Regions from separate parts of the Homo sapiens genome. Here region 2 is linked to region 1. The links are chromatin loops, found by intact Hi-C in ENCODE. Cell type or tissue: ascending aorta. All regions are shown on one strand. Links, peaks and the distances in the headings refer to the core of each region. The heading gives the core; the rest is flanking DNA.

Region 1 (10,006 bases), core at 1,091-9,090:
GTAATGCAATACTCAAGAATTATGGCTGTAAAGGGATTTATACCCTTGCTAAACAAGTGTGTGGGGGTTGTGGGACCTGCCAGAAAATAAACAAAAAGATAGTTAGAAAACAGACTACTGGAGGGAGACCTCCTGGGTTAAGGCCATTTCAAAGCGTTTAAGTAGATTTTACAGAAATGTCCAAAATAGGGAGACTAAAGTATCTACTGGTAATGATACACCACCTCTCTGGCTGGGTGGAGGTCTTCCCCCTCCTAACTGCCACCACCAGGAATGTGGTCAAAATAATCTTAGAACAAATTATACCCAGATTTGGCCTGGTAGAAAATATTGATTCAGACAGTGGGAGCCATTTTGCCTCAAGTGTGCTAAGGGGAATTATGAAAAGTTTACACATTAGATGGAATTACCACTCCCCTTGGCATCTCCCTTCCTCTGGAAAAGTCAAAAGAATAAATCAAACTCTCAAAAAGCATATTACTAAACTAATCTTAGAAACTAAAATGCCTTAGACCAAATGTCTCCCAATAGCACTCTTTAGGATTAGGACATCCCCAAGGAAAGACTAGGGGATTGTTCCCTTACAAGTTATTATATGAACTCCCATATTTAGGTAGGACTACTGACCTTCCTACTATGGAAACAAAAGATCACTTTTTAAGACATTATATACTGGCCATATCCTCCACCCTGTCATTTCTTAGGTTAAAAGAACTTCTAAGACCAGGCAAGGTGGCTCATGCCTGTAATCCCAGCACTTTGGGAGGCCAAGGCTGGCGAATCATCTGAGGTCAGGAGTTTGAGACCAGCCTTACCAACATGATGAATTCCCGTCTCTACCAAAAATACAAAAATTAGGTGGGTGTGGTGGTGGGTACCTGTAACCCCAACTACTTGGAAGGCAGAGGCAGGCAAAGCACTTGAATCCAGGAGGCAGAGGTGCAGTGAGCCGAGATTGCACCACTGCACTCCAGCCTGGATGACAGAGAGAGACAGTCTCAAAAAAAAAAGGACTTCTAACTCAAACCCCGCCTCTTCAGTTCACAGTACACCATTTCCAGCCTGGTGACTCGGTGCTAATTAAAACTTAGAAAGAAGATATGCTCCACCCAAGCTGGGAAGGTCCCTATCAAGTGCATCTAATCACTGAGACAGCCGTACAAACAGCTGAATGGGGGTGAACATATTACCTACGGGTCAAAACCCTGGTAAAAGAACCCCTGGAAGAAAGGGAAAAGGGTGAATGTGGAGTGTATAAATCACCTAAGAAACACTTAAAGCTAGCTCTAAGAAAAACCTAAAAAGAAGCTATAAGCAGGGTTCATCATTGGGGGTGGATATGGTTAGGATTAATCCTAACACAAGGGGTAAAAGAAAACCTAAGTATTGAATAGAGCCCAGTACTAGGGGTAGAAAGTAAGGAATATACAATCAAACTAATAGTCAACATAACTAAGACCTCTACTCCGCCCCCAAACTATATAATTTAATGCCTGCCAAGTCTTACTTTGTGGGAATTTAGGGAACCAAAGGCAGCTGTCACAAGCAAACAAATATCTATGTCCTGAAATTTGTCACTATTGGGGAAAGACCTGTTCTAGCTGGAATGAGGTCTGGTGGACCACCCAATTTTGAGGCTGGGTAAGTCATTCTTCCAAAAACAAACCCTTAAAGAACAAAATATATTTGTATAAGGGCCCTATACTACATAACTGTAGTAATTTAAAATGCAATCATATGTTAATTACCATAAACAACCCAGCTACTATAGACCAGGAACCTTGAAGGTATAGATTAGGAACAGATATCTCAGGAAAGGATCCTGTAGCATGGTTAGCTCTTAGGCTAGTCACCAACTCCATCCCAAGCCCACCCAGGATTATTATAACTCCCGGTCCCTCTACTTCCTTTAATCCACCAGACAATGACCCTAAGAGAGTAAATATAATTAAAATAACTGACTTGAAGCAGACTTTAGAAATTGAGACTGGATATGGGGATGTAAACGCCTGGATTGAATGGGTCAAATTTTCAGTACTAGCTCTTAATAAGAGCAACTGTTATGCATGCTCTCTTGGGCGGCCTCAGGTACAGGTAGTTCCGTTTCCCCTAGGAAGGGATACCAATCCCAGAGGAATGTGTGGCATGTTGGCTCTACACCAGGACAGAGATGCATGGGGAAATGGGACTTGCAAATTTTATTATTGTTGTTTCCTGCCTTACTGAGGTCAGATCCTAGAGCAATCCCCTCATTCTCCATAGAGAATGTGAACCATTCTTCTTTCCTATCTAGGCAGGGGGCAGAGTTCAATAAGCCCATGGGAAAATTCTCAACTTGGACCCACATTCTAAATGTTACTGGTGAGTAAAACAAAGGCAACTACTCGGCTTTTTATATACCCCAAGCTAACGTCTGCTGGCATTGTGGGAAGAGGAACCTCCATGACCTGTTACCACCCAATTGGACTGGGACTTGTGCCTTAGCTCCATTCCATTCACCTTGGCATTCTATAAAATCCCTGAGAATCCACATGGCCACTGAAGTTGGAGAGATCTAACAAATTCTTTCAATCCCAACATTTATATTAACTCAATAGGAGTCCCTAAAGGAGTAACTAATAAATTTAAAAATGAAAGAACACAAAAATAAGTGTGGAAATAGAACCAATAGGAGTAAAAAGAAAAACAGGAGGAAATTGAAGGAAATAATGTATACGGTGCTCCGTTTCCAAGACAAAATGCCTTGAATTGGCTTAGGTCAGCAAACTACAGAAGAAACAGGATATGTTAGGCCCCTGCTTGGATAGCTGATGCCTGCTCATCGGCCTCCCCCTTCTTCCCCCCACTTAGTTGCCTTCACCCAAACCGAAGAAGTTTAGTCTAAGATGAAAGTTTACTAGCCTGCAAAATAGCTCATTTTGTCTGTTCTTATCAACCTGCCCAGCTACTTAGGTCATAAGTCAAATATCTGAAGAGCCCCAGAGCTAACTAGGATTGCAATGCACTGTGGGCTGCAACAAAATGCAGCAAGACAACCCTAAAAAAATCACATGAAACCCCTTACCCTACAATCAATAGACAACGTCCGGGAAGATTGTAACCCCATAGTACTCGGTCTATAAGGAACCAGAGGAGGGACTTGCACACTAGGGGATAAATTGCTTGTTGAAACTGTGCTGGGTGTCATGAGACACCCAATCTTGCAAGATCGTCATTAAAAATCTCGCTTTCGCTGTTCCCCAGGTATCTAAGTCCATTTTTTGGGATTGGACAGGTGAGTTTGTCTCTCACATTATCTACTTGTTCCTTACTGAAGATGCTCTATGAGATGTTATTCTGAGCTACACTCCTTTCTCTGAGCGTGAGCTCCTGGTGTGGTCAGCCCCATTCAAACTTATGGCAGAATGCAGGGATAATGAGGCTACAAGAAAAGCTCTAGTCACCGTCCCCCAAGACAAGGATCAGGGCCCTGCTCAGAAAATTACTCAGAAAATTACTCTTCCCCTCCTCAATGGACCATGTTTTTCTGATGGACAACTTTTGAACCTTTACGACTCAGCTTTAAGCATCATATCATTTGTGAAGTCTTCTCTGACTCCCCAGAAAAAAACTGATTACATCTTCCTTTAGGCCATCTCTATGCTTGTTATAAATGCCTCTATTATAGCACTAATAATTCTGAATTAGCTTTTCATTTCTGAAATGAACAAATGGCTATAAATAAGGTAAAGGATGTGTTAGAAACAGTAGGAGATAAAAGTTAGAGTCAAATCTTGGAGGGTCTTAAACACTTAGCAGAGAGGCTTGAACTGAATGAGAGCAAGATTGGGGGATAACAATTACTTTTGTACAAGGGACATAGCAAAACAAGTGTTCATTATCGTTGGAGTAAAGGCATAGAGGTGGGAATTATCCTAAATTTCATGAGACTACCTATATGTTGAGGAGGTGGGGGAACTAGTGAGAACCCAGGCATGACCCTGTGGGACGCAGACTGAACTGCCAGCCAATTTCATGATACAAAGGCTTCTTTCTTTTATGACAAATGGATCCAAGTAAAGTCCTGAAGACCATAACAAGCAGCTACTACAGGGTCTCTTGGCAGCTCCATATAGGAGCATGAAGACTGGGCTGGGTAAGAGATGAACGGATAGGGATACGGCCTACTCACAGACGGCATTGGGACCTGTAGCCCATTTTGCTTTGGACCATTTAGGATGTAAGAGAGAATGAGAACAACTAGGTCCAAATCCCAATCCACACTGTGCTGTGGTCTACCTAAGGAGTCAGCTCAGGAACGGCCCTTACATACACACACATCACTGGCAGCCCTTAGTGTTTCCACACAGCAGGGAAAAAGCAACCTTCCCAGCAGCCTGTGCAAAGGCCAAGCAGCTTAGAGGGCCCTGGAGAAAAGATTCAGAAGGTATAAAAGGGCATAGGGTGTGGTTGAGCACAATGACCAGCAAATATTTTAGACTTCTGCTTCAAAGTGGGCTTGACCTGTACCGACAAACAAGGCAGAAAGAGCCCCAGCTTGGTTTTGGCCTGACTTCAGAGGGGGACAAAAAGTGCCCACAAACAGCCAGTCATGAAACAATATTTGCTCCCTCTGGAAAATCATGGCCTTTAGCACATTCCCCAGAATTACGTCAACCAGGGAACAGTGCCAAAAATGTGACTTTCATGTTTCTGCAGCAACAGATGATTTCCTCTCTCCACTTGGCTTTTTTTCTTGTATGTATAAATAAAAGAGCCAGTCAATCGCTCAAAAAATATGAACAACTTAAGCATTTCCAGGCTTTACAAGTAGTAATTATTAATAGAAGCAAGTGACCATGCATACTAGAAATGTTATTTCACATATTCCTTTTCTGGTTTCTTAAAGGAGATTTATATATGTGGCCAGGCTGAACTGAAATAATAACAGTTGACACAATGACCACATGAAAATGGACTTTTCCTCACTTGATTTATGTCACCAAACTTGCATATAAATGTTCCATTTTGTCTGCTCGAAGATTCTTAAGCCTGGGGACAGAGGACAGGAGGTCACCCAGCCCACAGAGCCTGAGAAGAGAATCCACCAGGAAAAAAAAAAAAGATAATGGAAACATCAGGGAAGCTCAGCTGTGTAACTGGACCACTGTTTTTTGGACTTAGCCAGAGGCCATTGTAAAATCCAACAATGGGTGAAAAGCAATATTCATTGCTCATTTCTTGCCTTCAACTTCTATCCCTTCATACTTAATCCTTGTCTAATCTGCCTTTCATCCTGATCAATAACATTTCTTATAACTCTGGAAGCAAAATGTCTTACTGCTTGACTACCTTGACTGATCTCTTTCCTTTCTCTCCACCACATATTTGTCGCATCAGCACTCCCAATATGACAGAGGCATAGAGAATTTGCCCAGCTACATAGCTTAGTTCTAGTTACACTATATCTAACAGCTTTTCAGTCTGAGTTATACCTGGAGCTATAAAGGGAACTAGGGCCTAAAAATGTTTCCATCTGCTCAGGTGAAGAATTCTTCCTGATTAACCTATAACTGAATGGGCTACTTACTTGTCCGTAACTTATGTGAATAGTCTGCTCTACCACTAAAAGGATTTTGCCCTCTAGCTGCTAGTTATCTAGCTATCTAACTGAGGGAGGGCTGCCCCCTTCCAGGAGGTGGAAATAGAGAAGCCAAAATATACGTCTCTGTGGTAAAACACTGGAGTGAATTTTTACTTAGAAACATGCTACAGTCAGGTGTCAAATAGCCAAGGAATGCCAGCTAAATTTGCATCAAGAATTGATACTAAGCAAAAAGCAATTAAAATTAAGCTGGAGCCAGTTCTTTACCTTCCCAGACTTCAGGAGACAACTTAAAAGACCAGTTTTCGGGGGTGGAGCCAAGATGGCCAAATAGGAACAGCTCCAGTCTACAGCTCCCAGCATGAGTGACGCAGACGGTGGGAGATTTCCGCATTTCCAATGGAGGTACTGGGTTCATCTCACTGAGGAGTGTCAGAAAGTGGGTGAAGGACAGTGGGGCCAGTGCACCGAGCATGAGCCAAAGCAGGGTGAGGCATTGCCTCACCTGGGAAGTGCAAGGGGTCAGGGAATTCCCTTTCCTAGTCAAAGAAAGGGGTGACAGATGGCACCTGGAAAATCGGGTCACTCCCACCCTAATACTGCACTTTTCCAATGGTCTCAGCAAACGGCACACCAGGAGATTACATCCCACGCCTGGCTCTGAGGGTCCTACGCCCACAGAGCCTCACTCATTGCTAGCACAGCAGTTTGAGATCAAACTGCAAGGCAGCAGTGAGGATGGGGGAGGGGCCACTGACATAGCTCAGGCTTGAGTAGGTAAACAAAGTGGCCTGAAAGCTCCAACTGGGTGGAGCCCACAGCAGCTCAAGAAGGCCTGCCCGCCTCTATAGACTCAACCTCTGGGGGCAGGGCATAGCCAAACAAAAGGCAGCAGAAACCCCTGCAAACTTAAACGCCCCTGTCTGAGAGCTTTGAGGAAAGTAGTGGCTCTCCCAGCATGCAGCTGGAGATCTGAGAATGGACAGACTGCCTCCTCAAGTGGGTCTCTGACCCCCGAGTAGCCTAACTGGGAGGCACCCTCCATTAAGGGCAGACTGACACCTCACCCAGCCAGGTACTCCTCTGAGACAAAACTTCCAGAGGAACGATCAGGCAGCAACATTTGCTGTTCACCAATATCTGCTGTTCTGCAGCCTCTGCTGCTGATACCCAGGCAAAAAGAGTCTGGAGTGGACCATCGGCAAACTCCAACAGACCTACAGCTGAGGGTCTTGACTGTTAGAAGGAAAACAAACTAACAAAAAGGGCATCCACACCAAAACCCCATCTGTACAGCACCATCTTCAAAGACCAAAGGTAGATAAAACCACAAAGATGGGGAAAAAAGAGAGCAGAAAAACTGGAAACTAAAAATCAGAGGATCTCTCCTCCTCCAAAGGAACACAGCTCCTCACCAGCAATGGAACAAAGCTGGACAGAGAATGACTTTGATGAGTTGAGATAAGAAGGCTTCAGGTGATCAAACTTCTCTGATCTAAAGGAGAAAATTCGAACCCATGGCAACGAAGTTGAAAACCTTGAAAAAAAATTAGATGAATGGCTAACTAGAATAACCAATGCAGAGAATTCCTTAAGGGACCTGATGGAGCTGAAAACCATGGCACGAGAACTACGTGACAAATGCACAAGCCTCAGTAGCCAATTCGATCAACTGGAAGCAAGGTTATCAGTGATGGAAGATCAAATGAATGAAATGAAGCAAGAAGAGAAGTTTAGAGAACAAAGAATAAAAAGAAACAAACAAAGCCTCCAAGAAATATGGGACTATGTGAAAAGACCAAATCTACGTCTGATTGGTGTACCTGAAAGGAACAGGGAGAATGGAACCAAGTTGGAAAACACTCTGCAGGATATTATCCAGGAGAACTTCCCCAATCTAGCAAGGCAGGCCAACATTCAAATTGAGGAAATACAGAGAATGCCACAAAGATACTCTTCAAAAAGAGAAACTCCAAGACACATAATTGTCAGATTCACCAACGTTGAAATGAAGGAAAAAATGTTAAGGGCAGCCAGAGGGAAAGGTCGGGTTACCCACAAAGGGAAGCCCATCAGATTAATAGCGGATCTCTTGGCAGAAACTCTACAAGCCAGAAGACAGTGGGGTCCCATATTCAACATTCTTAAAGAAAAGAATTTTCAACCCAGAATTTCATATCCAGCCAAACTAAGCTTCATAAGTGAAGGAGAAATAAAATACTTTACAGACAACCAAATGCTGAGAGATTTTGTCACCACCAGGACTGCCCTAAAAGAGCTCCTGAAGGAAGCATTAAACATGGAAAGGAACGAGTATCAGCCGCTGCAAAATCATGCCAAATTGCAAGACCATCGAGGCTAGGAAGAAACTACATCAACTAATGAGCATAACAACCAGCTAACATCATAATGACAGGATCAAATTCACACATAACAGTATTAACCTTAAATGTCAATGGGCTAAATGCTCCAATTAAAAGACACAGACTGGCAAATTGGATAAAGAGTCAAGACCCATCAGTGTGCTGTATTCAGGAAACCCATCTCACATGCAGAGACACACATAGGCTCAAAATAAAGGGATGGAGGAAGATCTACCAAACAAATGGAAAACAAAAAAGGCAGGGGTTGCAATCCTAGTCTCCGATAAAACAGACTTTAAGCCTACAAAGATCAAAAGAGACAAAGAAGGCCACTACATAATGGTAAAGGGATCAATTCAACAAGAAGAGCTAACTATCCTAAATATATATACACCCAATACAGGAGCACCCAGTTTCATAAAGAAAGTCCTTAGAGACATACAAAGAGACTTAGACTCCCACACAATAATAAGGGCAGAATTTACCACTCCACTATCAACATTAGACAGATTAATGAGATAGAAAGTTAACAAGGATATCCAGGAACTGAACTCAGCTCTGCCCCAAGCAGACCTAATAGACATCTACAGAACTTTCCAGCCCAAATCAACAAAATATACATTCTTCTCAGCACCACTCCACACTTATTCCAAAATTGACCACATAGTTAGAAGTAAAGCACTCCTCAGCAAATATAAAACAACAGAAATTATAACAAACTGTCTCTCAGACCACAGTGAAATCAAACTAGGAGTCAGCATTAAGAAACTCACTCAAAACTGCTCAACTACATGGAAACTGAACAACCTGCTCCTGAATGACTACTGGGTACATAATAAAATGAAGGCAGAAACAAAGATGCTCTTTGAAACCAAGGAGAACAAAGACACAACATACCAGAATATCTGGGACACATTCAAAGCAGTGTGTAGAAGGAAATTTGTAGCACTAAATGCCCACAACAGAAAGCAGGAAAGATCTAAAATTGACACAGTACCATCACAATTAAAAGAACTAGAGAAGCAAGAGCAAACACATTCAAAAGCTAGTAGAAGGCAAGAAATAACTAAGATCAGAGCAGTACTGAAGGAAATAGAGACACAAAAAACCCTTCAAAAAATCAATGAATCCAGGAGCTGGTTTTGTGAAAAGATCAACAAAATTCATAGACCACTAGCAAAACTAATAAAGAAGAAAAGAGAGAAGAATCAAATAGACACAATAAAAAATGATAAAGAGGATATCACCACTGATCCCACAGAAATAAAAACTACCATCAGAGAATACTATAAACACCTCCACCCAAATAAACTAGAAAATCTAGAGGAAATGGATAAATTCCTTGACACATACACCCTCTCAAGACTAAAATAAGAAGAAGTAGAACCTCAGAATAGACCAATAACAGGTTCTGAAATTAGGGCAATAATAAATAGCTTACCAACCAAAAAAAGTCCAGGACCAGATGGATTCACAGCCGAATTCTACCACAGGTACAAGGATGAGCTGATACCATTCCTTCTGAAACTATTCCAATCAATGGAAAAAGAGGGAATTCTCCCAAACTCATTTTATGAGGCCAGCATCATCCTGATACCAAAGCCTGGCAGGGACACACACACAAAAAAAGAGAATTTTAGACCAATATCCCTGATGAACATCGATGCAAAAATCCTCAATAAAATACTGGCAAACTGAATCCAGCAGCACATCAAAAAGCTTATCCACCATGATCAAGTGGTCTTCATCCCTGGGATGCAAAGCTGGTTCAACATATGCAAATCAATAAATGTAATCCAGCACATAAAGAGAACCAAAGACAAAAACCACATGATTATCTCAATAGATCCAGAAAACGCCTTTGACAAAATTTAACAACCCTTCATGCTAAAAACTCTCAATAAATTAGGTATTGATGGGACGTATCTCAAAAGAACAAGAGCTATCTATGACAAACCCACAGCCAATATCATACTGAATGGAAAAAAACTGGAAACATTCCCTTTGAAAACTGGCACAAGACAGGGATGCCCTCTCTCACCACTCCTATTCAACATAG
Region 2 (10,006 bases), core at 873-8,872, 60 kb before region 1:
CTTGTCCTCAAGTATTTTATGGAGTTGTTTATTTTTCCAACAGAATTTCTGAATGTCTACTATATGTCAAACACTGTTCTGGAGACTCAAAATGTAACCTTGAACAAAACAAAGTCCTTATTCTCAAGTGCTTATGTTCTAGTAAGGAAAGGTAGACTATAATCAAATAAACAAGCAAAATCATAATATGTCAGTGAATGCAATGGAAAACAAAAAAAGCAGAGTGAATTAGTCCGTTCTCACATTGCTAATAAAGACATGCTTGAGACTGGGTAATTTATAAAGGAAAGAGGTTTAATTGACTCACAGTTCAGCATGGCTATGGAGGCTTCAGGAAACTTACAATTGTAGTGGAAGGGGAAGCAAACATGTCCTTCACATGGTGGCAGCAAGGAGAAGAACCAAGCTAAAGGGGGAAAAGCCCTTTATTTAACCATCAGATCTCATGAGAACTCACTCACTATCATGAGAACAGCAGCATGGGGATAATGGCCACATGATTCAATTACCTCCCACTGGGTCCCTCCCACGACACATGGGAATTATGGGAACTACAATTCATGATGACATTTGGGTGTGGACACAGCCAAACTATATCATTCCACCCCAGCCCCTCCCAAATCTCATGTCCTCATATTTCAAAACACAATCATGCCTTCCCAACAGTCCCCCAAGGCCTTAACTCATTCTGGCATTAACTCAAAAGCCAGACTCCAAAGTCCCACCTGAGACAAGGCAAGTCTCTTCTGCCTATGAGCCTAGGGCTGATGAGATCAAAAGCAAGTTAAAATCAAAGATGTAAAATCAAAAGCAAGTTAGTGACTTCCTAGATAGAGTGGGAGTACAAACATTGGGCAAATACGCCCATTCTAAATGGAATAAAATTGGCCAAAACAAAGGAGATAAAGGCCTCATGCAAGTCCAAAATCCAGCAGGGAAGTCAAATCTTGAAGCTCTCAAATGATTTCCCTTGAATCCATGTCTCACATCCAGGTCATGCTGATGTGAGAGGTGGGCTCCCACAGCCTTGGGCCATACCACCCCTGTGGCTTTGCAGAGTAAATCCCCCCTCCTAGCTGCCTTCACAGGCTGGCATTGAGTGTCTTTGGCCTTTCTGGATGCACAATGCAAGTTGTCAGTGGATTTACCATTCTGGAGTCTGGAGGATGGTGGCCCTCTTCTCATAGCTCTACTAGGCAGTGCCCCAGTGGGGACTCTGTGTGGGGTCTCCAATCCCACATTTCCCTTCTGCACTGCCCTAGCATACGTCCTCCATAAGGACTTCACCCTGTAGCAAACTTCTGCTTGGAGATCCAGGCATTTCTGTACATCCTCTGAAACTGGGGCAGAGGTTCCCAAACCTCAATTCTTGACTTCTGTGCACTCACAGGCCCAACACCACATGTAAGCCACCAAGGCTTGTGGCTTGCACCCTCTGAAGCAACAGCCTGAGCTGTACATTGGCCCCTTTTAGCCACAGCTGGAGCTGAAGCAGCTGGTATGCAGAACATCATGTCCTAAGGCTGTATAGAGCAGGGATGTCCTGGGCCTGGCCCATTAAACCATTTTTTCCTCCTAGGCCACAGGGCCTGTGACGGGAGGAGCTGACATGAAGGTCTCTGACATGCCCTGGAGACATTTTCCCCATTGTCTTGGTGATTAACATTTGGCTCCTCATTACTTATGCAAATTTCTGCAACTGGCTTGAATTTCTACCCAGAAAATGGGTTTTTCTTTTCTATTGTATCACCAGGCTGCAAATTTTCCAAACTTTTCTTCTCTTCTTGCTCTTGAATGCTTTGCCACTTAGAAATTTCTTCTGCCAGATACCCTAAATCATCTCTCTCAAGTTCCAAGTTTCACAGATCTCTGAGGCAGGGGGAAAATGCCACCAATCTGTTTGCATAGCAAGAGTGATCTTTACTCCAGTTCCCAACAAATTCCTCATCTCCATCTGAACCACCTCAGCCTGTATCTTATTATCCATATCACTATCAGCATTTTGGTTAAAGCCATTTAAGTCTCTAGGAAGTTCCAAACTTTCCCACATCTTCCTGTCTTCTGAGCCCCCCAAGTCTCTACGAAGTTCCAAACTTTCCCACATTTTTCTATCTTCTTATGAGCCCTCCAAATTATTCCAATCTCTGCCTGCTACTCAGTTCCAAAGTCACTTTCACATTTTCAGGTATCTTTACAGCAGCACCCCACTCCTGGTGCCAATTTAATGTATTATTCCATCCTCGTGCTACTAGTAAAGACATATCTGAGACTGGGTAATTGACACAGAAAAGATGTTTAATTGACTCATAGTTCAGCATGGCTGGGGAGGCCTCAGGAAACCTGCAATCATGGTCAAAGGATAAGCAAACAGGTCCTTCTTCACATGGCAGCAGCTAGGAGAAGTGCCCAGCAAAAGGGGGGAAAGCCCCTTATAAAACCGTCAGATATTAGAGAACTCACTATCATGAGAACAGCAGCATGGGGATAACTGCCCTCATGATTCAATTACTTCTAACCAGGTAAATCCCTTGATACATGGGGATTATCGGAACTACAATCCATGATGAAATTTTGGTGGAGACACAGCCAAACCATATCACAGAGCAAGAAGAAAAGGGAGTGCTAAGGTATATCTAACTATCTTACATACAGTAATAAAAAAAGACACCTTTTATAAAGTTACATTGATTAGAGACATAAGAGAAGTGAGAGAGCCAGCCCTGTAGATATTGGGAAAAGATAATTTAAGCAGAAGGAACAGAAAGTACAGAAGCCTTGAGAAAGAATGTACTAGATGTATTCCAGAAAAAACAAAGAGGCTAATGTAGTTGGAGCAGAGCTAGCAAGGGGAGTAATAAGAGAGGAAGTCAGACAGATACCAGTCAGGCTAAAGAACATGAAAAGGCCCTGTAAGCCACTGTTAAGACTTCAGATTTTATTCTGAGTGAGATTGGGAACTATTACAAGGTTTAGCTCACAGGAAGTGACATCATCTGACTTGTTTCTCAAAGAAGCAAACTAGTTTCTGTCTTCAAAATAGACTGTAGTAGGGAGGGCAATAAGAGTTGGAGCAAGGAAACTAGTTACGGAGCTATGTTAGAGATGATGATGGCTTTTTTAGGGTACACAAATATCTACAATAGAGTATAAAAAAATAATAAGTGGCTACACACAGAATATAGAGTTTAAGTACTGTGGTTGGTGAGCAGTGACAGGATCAAGTATGTGGATGAAATTATCATAAAGGAGGTGAAGCTTGAAACAAACGTTACAGGATAAAGAGATAGAGTCTTTATCTCTCACATGAGAGTAACAATCCAAGCCCTATAAACTCCACAGGATTCTTGTGAAACTCAGCTGAGAGCCTGGATTAAAGAACACTATGTAAGACACAATGTAGAATACAGAGGTAAGGAATTATTATTCCTGATTCTTGACCTACCTATCCCCTATTTTTCACAAGCAACTAGAGAAAAGGAACTGGTAACAGTTTAAGACAGCCTGGCATGATAAAATCACACTGATGAATTGACTGTCAACTCAAAAGACCATTATATGTGGTAGCCCATATGTGTTGCTCTATTCCTATGGATAGATAGGGCAGCCCTGACATGCTAACTAAAGCCTGATAGTTCTGCAACATTTAAGCCTGCAAGCCAAGACTAAACAAGTGGAAAATATTAGCAATATTTGAGATTGGCCCAATTGGAAAGGACCAATGTTCAATAATCAGCACAGCAGAAGTTCCTCCAACCCAACCTCCAAGCCTGAGGAGTCATCATTCGCACTCTGTATTGTCACTAAGAGAAAACTCCCAATGCCACAGGCTACAACTCTCTCCCTTTAATTTTTACTCATCCTTGTGACACCCATATCACTCAAGGAACCACCAAAAATTCTTCAATAGACTATAAAGAAAGGTGAGCAGAGTTCCCCAGTGCTGTCGCCAGGCAAGCAGAGTCACAAAGGATCTGAACTGGCAGACACCCAAATACCAGGTAGTTTTCTGATTGATTTAGATAAAACAGAGGAGTAGTCAATAGACCTGGCTGCTTTTCCTCCCTGCATCTCTACCTCAATAGCCCCTGACAGCGTTTTCCATAGCTCAGTGTGCCACAGAGCATCTACTCAACCAAGTATTAGTTGTCCAAATGAGTATTCTCATTCTTAGATAAGAATACTGGGACAAAGAGAGAGAAAAAGTTGCCCAGTAACAAACCAAGTTTGTGGTCCAAATCCAGGTGTCCTAATTATCCTCTCCATCCTTTTCTGCTGTAATCAAGCTGCCTTGTTTCATCTAGGTTTGCACACTCATTTCTCTCATAGGTTCATCATTTTCACCTATGGATCCTATATATTTCCACAGCTCAAAGACATCATTTGTATCATGTCATCATTTTTTAGCCTTGGACACATTTAAAAGACGGTTTGTATGCTAGGAGGAGATGTGGTCTAAAACACCCAAGTTACTTTATTATCTTTGGTAGATGAATCACCAATTTGCCAGGCTCAAAACCCTGAAGTTTTTTCTGCCTCTTCCTTTTTTTGAGACAGGATCCCCTCTGTCACTCAAGCTGAATTACAGTGGTGCAACCATGGCTCACTGCAGCTTCAACATCCTGAACCTCTTATTATTTTGAGATATGTGCATCAATACCTAGTTTATTGAGTGTTTTTAGCATGAAGGGTGTTGAATTTTATGGAAGGTTTTTTCTGCATCTATTGAGATAATCAAGTGATTTTTGTCATTGGTTCTGTGTATATGATGGATTATGTTTATTGATTTGCATATATTAAACCAACCTTGCATCCCACGGATGAAGCTGACTTGATCTTGGGGGATACGTTTTTGATATGCTGCTAGATGTGGTTTGCCAGTATTTTATTGAGGATATTCACTTCGATGTTCATCAGGCGGTATTGGCCTGAAATTTTCTTTTTTTGTTGTGTCTCTTCCAGGTTTTAGTATCAGGATAATGCTGGCCTCATAAATTGAGTTAAGGAGGAGTCTCTCTTTTTCTATTGTTTGGAATAGTTTCAGAAAGAATGGTACCAGCTCCTCTTTGTACCTCTGGTAGAATTCGTCTGTGACTCCATCTGGTCCTGGGCGTTTTTGGTTGGTAGGCTATCAATTACTGCCTCAGTTGCAGAACTTGTAATTGGTCTATTCGGGGATTCGAATTCCTCCTGGATTAGTCTTGGGAGGTTGTATGTGTCCAGGAATTTATCCATTTCTTTGAGATTTTCTAGTTTATTTATGTAGAGGTGTTTATAATATTCTCTGATAGAAGATTTTATTTACATGGGATCAGTTTTTATTTTTATCATTTTTTATTTTGTCTATTTGATTCTTCTCTCTTTTCTTTTTTATTAGTCTGGCTAGCAGTCTACGTATTTTGTTAATCTTTTCAAAAAAAAACAAATATTCATTGAAGTTTCGAATAGTTTTTCGTGACTCTAGCACTTTCAGTTTACTTTGATCTTAGTTATATTTTGTCCTCTGCCAGCTTTTGAATGTGTTTGCTCTTGCTTCTCTAGTTCTTTTGTGATATTAAGTTGTTGATTTTAGATCTTTCCCACTTTCTCATGTGGGCATTTAGTGCCCTAAATTTCCCTCTAAACACTGCTTTAGCTATGTTGCAGAGATTCTGGTACATTATGTCTTTGTTCTCATTGGTTTCAAAGAACTTATTTATTTCTGCCTTAATTGTTGTGTGGTGTGTGTGTTGTGTGGTTTTGATGGAGTTTCTTAATCCTGAGTTCTAATTTGATTGCACTGTGGTCTGAGACACTGTCTCTTTTGATTTCCATTATTTTGCATTTGCTGGGGAGAGTTTTACTTCCAATTATGTGGTCAATTTTAGAATAAGTGCTACATGGTGCTGACAAGAAAGCATATTCTGTTGCTTTGGGATGGAGAGTGTTGTAGATGTCTATTAGGTCCACTTGGTCCAGAGCTGAGTTCAAGTCCTGAATATTGCTGTTAATTTTCTAGGCTGGGTGCAGTGGCTCATGCCTGTAAACCCAGCACTTTGGAAGGCTGAGGCTGGTGGATCATGAGGTCAGGTGTTCGAGGCCAGCCTGACCAACATGGTGAAACCTTGTCTCTACTGAAAATACAAAAATTAGCCTGGTGTGGTGGTACACACCTGTAATCCAAGCTACTCAGGAGGCTGAAGCAGGAGAATCACTTGAACCCAGGAGGCAAATGTTGCAGTGAGCTGAGATCGCACCACTGCACTCCAACATGGGTGACAGAGCAAGACTGCATCTCAAAAAAAAAAAAAATTCTGTCTCGTTGATCTGTCTAATATTAACAGTGAGGTGTTAAATTCTCCCACTATTATTGTCTGGGAGTCTTAAGTATCTTTGTAGGTTTCTAAGAACTTGCTTTATGAATCTTGGTGCTGTTGTATTGGGTGCATATATATTTAGGATAGTTAGCTCTTCTTGTTACATTGATCCCTTTACCATTATGTAATGCCCTTCTTTGTCCTTTTTGACCTTTGCTTGTTTAAAGTATGTTTTATCAGAGACTAGGATTGCAACCCCTGCTTTTTTTTCTTTCTATTTGCTTGGTAAATATTCCTCCATCCCTTTGTTTTGAGCCTATGTGTGTCTTTGCACGTGAGATGGGTCTCCTGAATACAGCACACCAATGGGTCTTGACTCTTTATCCAATTAACCAGTCTCTGTCTTTAATTGGGGCATTTAGCCCATTTACATTTAAAGTTAATATTGTTATGGGTGAATTTGATCTTGTCATCATGATGCTAGCTGATTATTTTGCACATTAGTTGATGCAGTTGTTTCATAGTGTCATTGGTCTTTATATTTTGGTGTGTTTTTTGCAGTTGCTGGTACTGGTTTTTGGTTTGTTTGTTTGTTTGTTTTTATATTTAATGTTTCCCTCAGGAGCTCTTTTAGGGCAGGCCTGGTGGAGACAAAATCCCTCAGTATTTGCTTGTCTGTAAACGATTTTATTTCTCCTTCACTTATGAAGCTTAGTTTGGCTGGATATGAAATTCTGTGTTGAAAATTCTTTTCTTTAAGAATGTTGAATATTGGCCCCCACTAACTTCTGATTTGTAGGGTTTCAGCAGAGACATTCACTATTAGTCCAATGGGCTTCCCTTTGTGGGTAACCTGAACTTTTCTCTGGCTTCCCTCAACATTTTTTCCTTCACTTCAACTTTGATGAATCTGACAATTATGTGCCTTAGGGTTGATCTTTTTGAGGAGTATATTAGTTGTGTTCTCTATTTCCTGAATTTGAATGTTGGCCTGCCTTGCTAGGTTGGGGAAGTTCTCCTGGATAATATTTTGAACTGTGTTTTCCAACTTGGTTCCATTCTCCCTGTCACTTTCAGGTACACCAGTCAATCATAGGTTTGGTCTTTTCATGTAATCTCATATTTCTTGGAGGCTTTGTTTGTTCCTTTTCATTCTTTTTTCTCTAATCTTGTCTTCATGCTTTATTTCATTAAGTTGATCTTCAATATCTGATATTCTTTCTTCTGCTTGATCAATTTGGCTATTGATACTTGTGTATGCTTCACAAAGTTCTTGTGCTCTGTTTTTGCCACATCAGGTCATTTATATTCTTTTTAAACTGCTTATTCTAGTTGCCAGTTCCTGTAACCTTTTATCAAAGTTCTTAGCTTCCTTGTATCGGGTTAGAACATGCTTCTTTAGCTCGGAGTTTTTTGTTACTCACCTTCTGAAGCCTACTTATTTCAATTCATCAAACACATTCTCCATCCAGTTTTGTTCCATTGCTGGTGAGGAGTTGTGATCCTTAGGGGGAGAAGAGGCATTCTGGTTTTTGGAATTTTCAACATTTTTGTGCTTTTTTTTTCTCATCTTCATGGATTTATCTCACTTTGATCTTTGATGCTGGTGACCTTTGGATGGAGTTTTTGTGTGGGCATACTCATTGTTGATGTTGATATTATTGCTTTCTGTTTGTTAGTTTTTCTTCCAACAGTCAGGCCTCTCTTCTGCAGGTCAGCTGGAGTTTGCTGGAGGTCCACTCCAGACCCCGTTTTCCTGGGTATCACCAGCAGATGCTGCAGAACAGCAAAGATTCCTGCCTGCTTCTTCCTCTGGAAGATTTGTCCCACAGGGGCACCCACCAGATGCCAGCTGGAGCTCTTCTGTATGAGGTGTCTGTCCACACCTGCTGGGAGGTGTCTCCCAGTCAGGAGGCATGGGAGTCAGGGACCCACCTGAGGAGACACTACATCCCTTAGCAGAGCTGAAGTGCTGTTCTGGGAGATCCACTGCTCTTTTCAGATTCAGCAGGCAGGGATGCTTGAGTCTGGAAGCTGCGCTCACAGCCATCCCTTCCCTCAGGTGCTCTGTCCCAGGGAGATGGGAGTTTTATCTACAAGTGCCTGACCGGGTTGCTGCTTTTCTTTCAGAGATGCCCTGCCCAGAGAGGAGGAATCTAGAGAGGCAGTCTGGCTACAGTGACTATGCCACCCTGCAGTGGGCTCTGCACAGTCTGAACTTCCAGGTGGCTTTGTTTACACTGTGAAAGGAAAACTGCCTACTCATGCTTCAGTAATGGCAGACGCCCCTCCCTCCACCAGTGCCCTGGTGGTGTAGCCACCCAAGGGAATCTCCTGGTCTGCTGGTTGCAAAAACTGGGAAAAGTGTAGTATCTGGGCTGGATAGCACTGTCCCTCATGGCAGAGTCCCTCATGGCTTCCCTTGGCTAGGGGTGGGAGTTCCCCAACCCCTTGCACTTCCCAGGTGAGGTGACACCCCATCCTGCTTCTGCTCACCCTCCATGGGCTGCACCCACTGTCTAACCAATCCCAGTGAGATGAACCAGGTATTTCAGTTAGAAATGCAGAAATCATCTACCTTCTGTGTTCATCTCACTGGAAGCTACAGACCAGAGCTGTTCCTATTCACCATCTTAAAGACAGAATTTTAAAAGCAGCAAGAGGAAAGTGTCAAGCGACATATAGGGAAATCCTTATTAGATTCTAAGCAAATTTCTCAGCAGAAATCCTTATAGGCCAAGAGAGAATAAAATGATAAACTCAAAGTCATGAAAGATAAACTGACAGCCAAAAATACTATACCCAGCAAAGCTGTTATTCCAAAATAAAGGAGAAATATTCTTTCCCAGACAAGCAAAAGTTGAGAGAATTCACCACCACTAGACCTTCTTTACAAGAAATGCAGCAGGAAGTTCTTAAACTGGAAACCAAAGGACGCTAATTACTAACATGAAAGCACAAAACTATAACATTCACTGATAAAGGTAAATATATAGTCAAATCTGGAATACTCCAATACTGTTAGAGTGCTCTGTACATCAGATAAATCTCTAGTATAAAGGTTAAAAGTCAAAACAGTCAAATATGATAGCTACAATAACTTCTTAAGAAATACATAATACAAGGAGGAGAGGCCAAGATGGCAGACTATAGCAGCTCATGTATGCCACTCTCACAGAGAGGAAACAAAATGGCTAAATAACACTGATCCTGCCAGCCAATCATCTGAGAAACCACATCAGAATCCATCAAGGCAGCAATAGGACAAAGAGAGCAGAGAGGAGTGAAGCTGGTCTCCAGCCTCTCTGGGCTCAGCACGGAGCCAGGAGAACCTCTCCAGCATGGGAAAGGGTGAGTGAATGAGAGTCCCCTAGAGGAGTCACACTCTTCAGAGGGACCAGTACAAGACTAGGAATGGGAGAATCCCTCTGGACCCCTGCACACTCCCCACTGCATTTCTAGACTGAGGCAGAGAGCCACCTGGATGTTTTGCAGAGGCAACTTTCAAGTGCAAGGGAATCTCTATAAGTCTTGGGCCCCAGAGCAGACCAGTACCAGCACCATAGTCCCAATAGAGGCTGCAATCACAGTACTGGGAGTAGTAAGATTGCTCCACCCACCCCTCCACCCCTGCCAGTCAGGCCTTCAGCACCAACTTCCAGCCCAGTGGTCCAGCTTCTGCCTGAATTCAGCTGGCAGTCACAGCCTCCTGT

Evidence for each region. A loop is a pair of places that touch in the nucleus more often than their neighbours do. Peaks named below come from ENCODE experiments on the same cell type or tissue, not always from the same donor. Only the 100,000 strongest peaks of a DNase experiment are listed, where the experiment ranks them.
Region 2: a loop joins it to region 1, with 2.7 times the contacts of the local background. A loop is called at or near these places in 2 of 110 quality-filtered maps.

Annotation. Positions count from the first base shown.
Region 1 is chrX:77,083,384-77,093,389 of GRCh38, forward strand. No RefSeq gene overlaps it. Among named protein-coding and RNA genes, the nearest start is that of MIR325HG, 74 kb to the left of the region's middle. RefSeq lists an enhancer at 4,529-4,823. In ascending aorta, for the core only: no CTCF peak of the experiment used is centred there; DNase peaks (open chromatin) are centred at 4,368 and 4,638; H3K27ac peaks cover 1,724 bases.
Region 2 is chrX:77,023,299-77,033,304 of GRCh38, forward strand. No RefSeq gene overlaps it. Among named protein-coding and RNA genes, the nearest start is that of MIR325HG, 14 kb to the left of the region's middle. In ascending aorta, for the core only: no CTCF peak of the experiment used is centred there; no DNase peak of the experiment used is centred there; H3K27ac peaks cover 1,521 bases.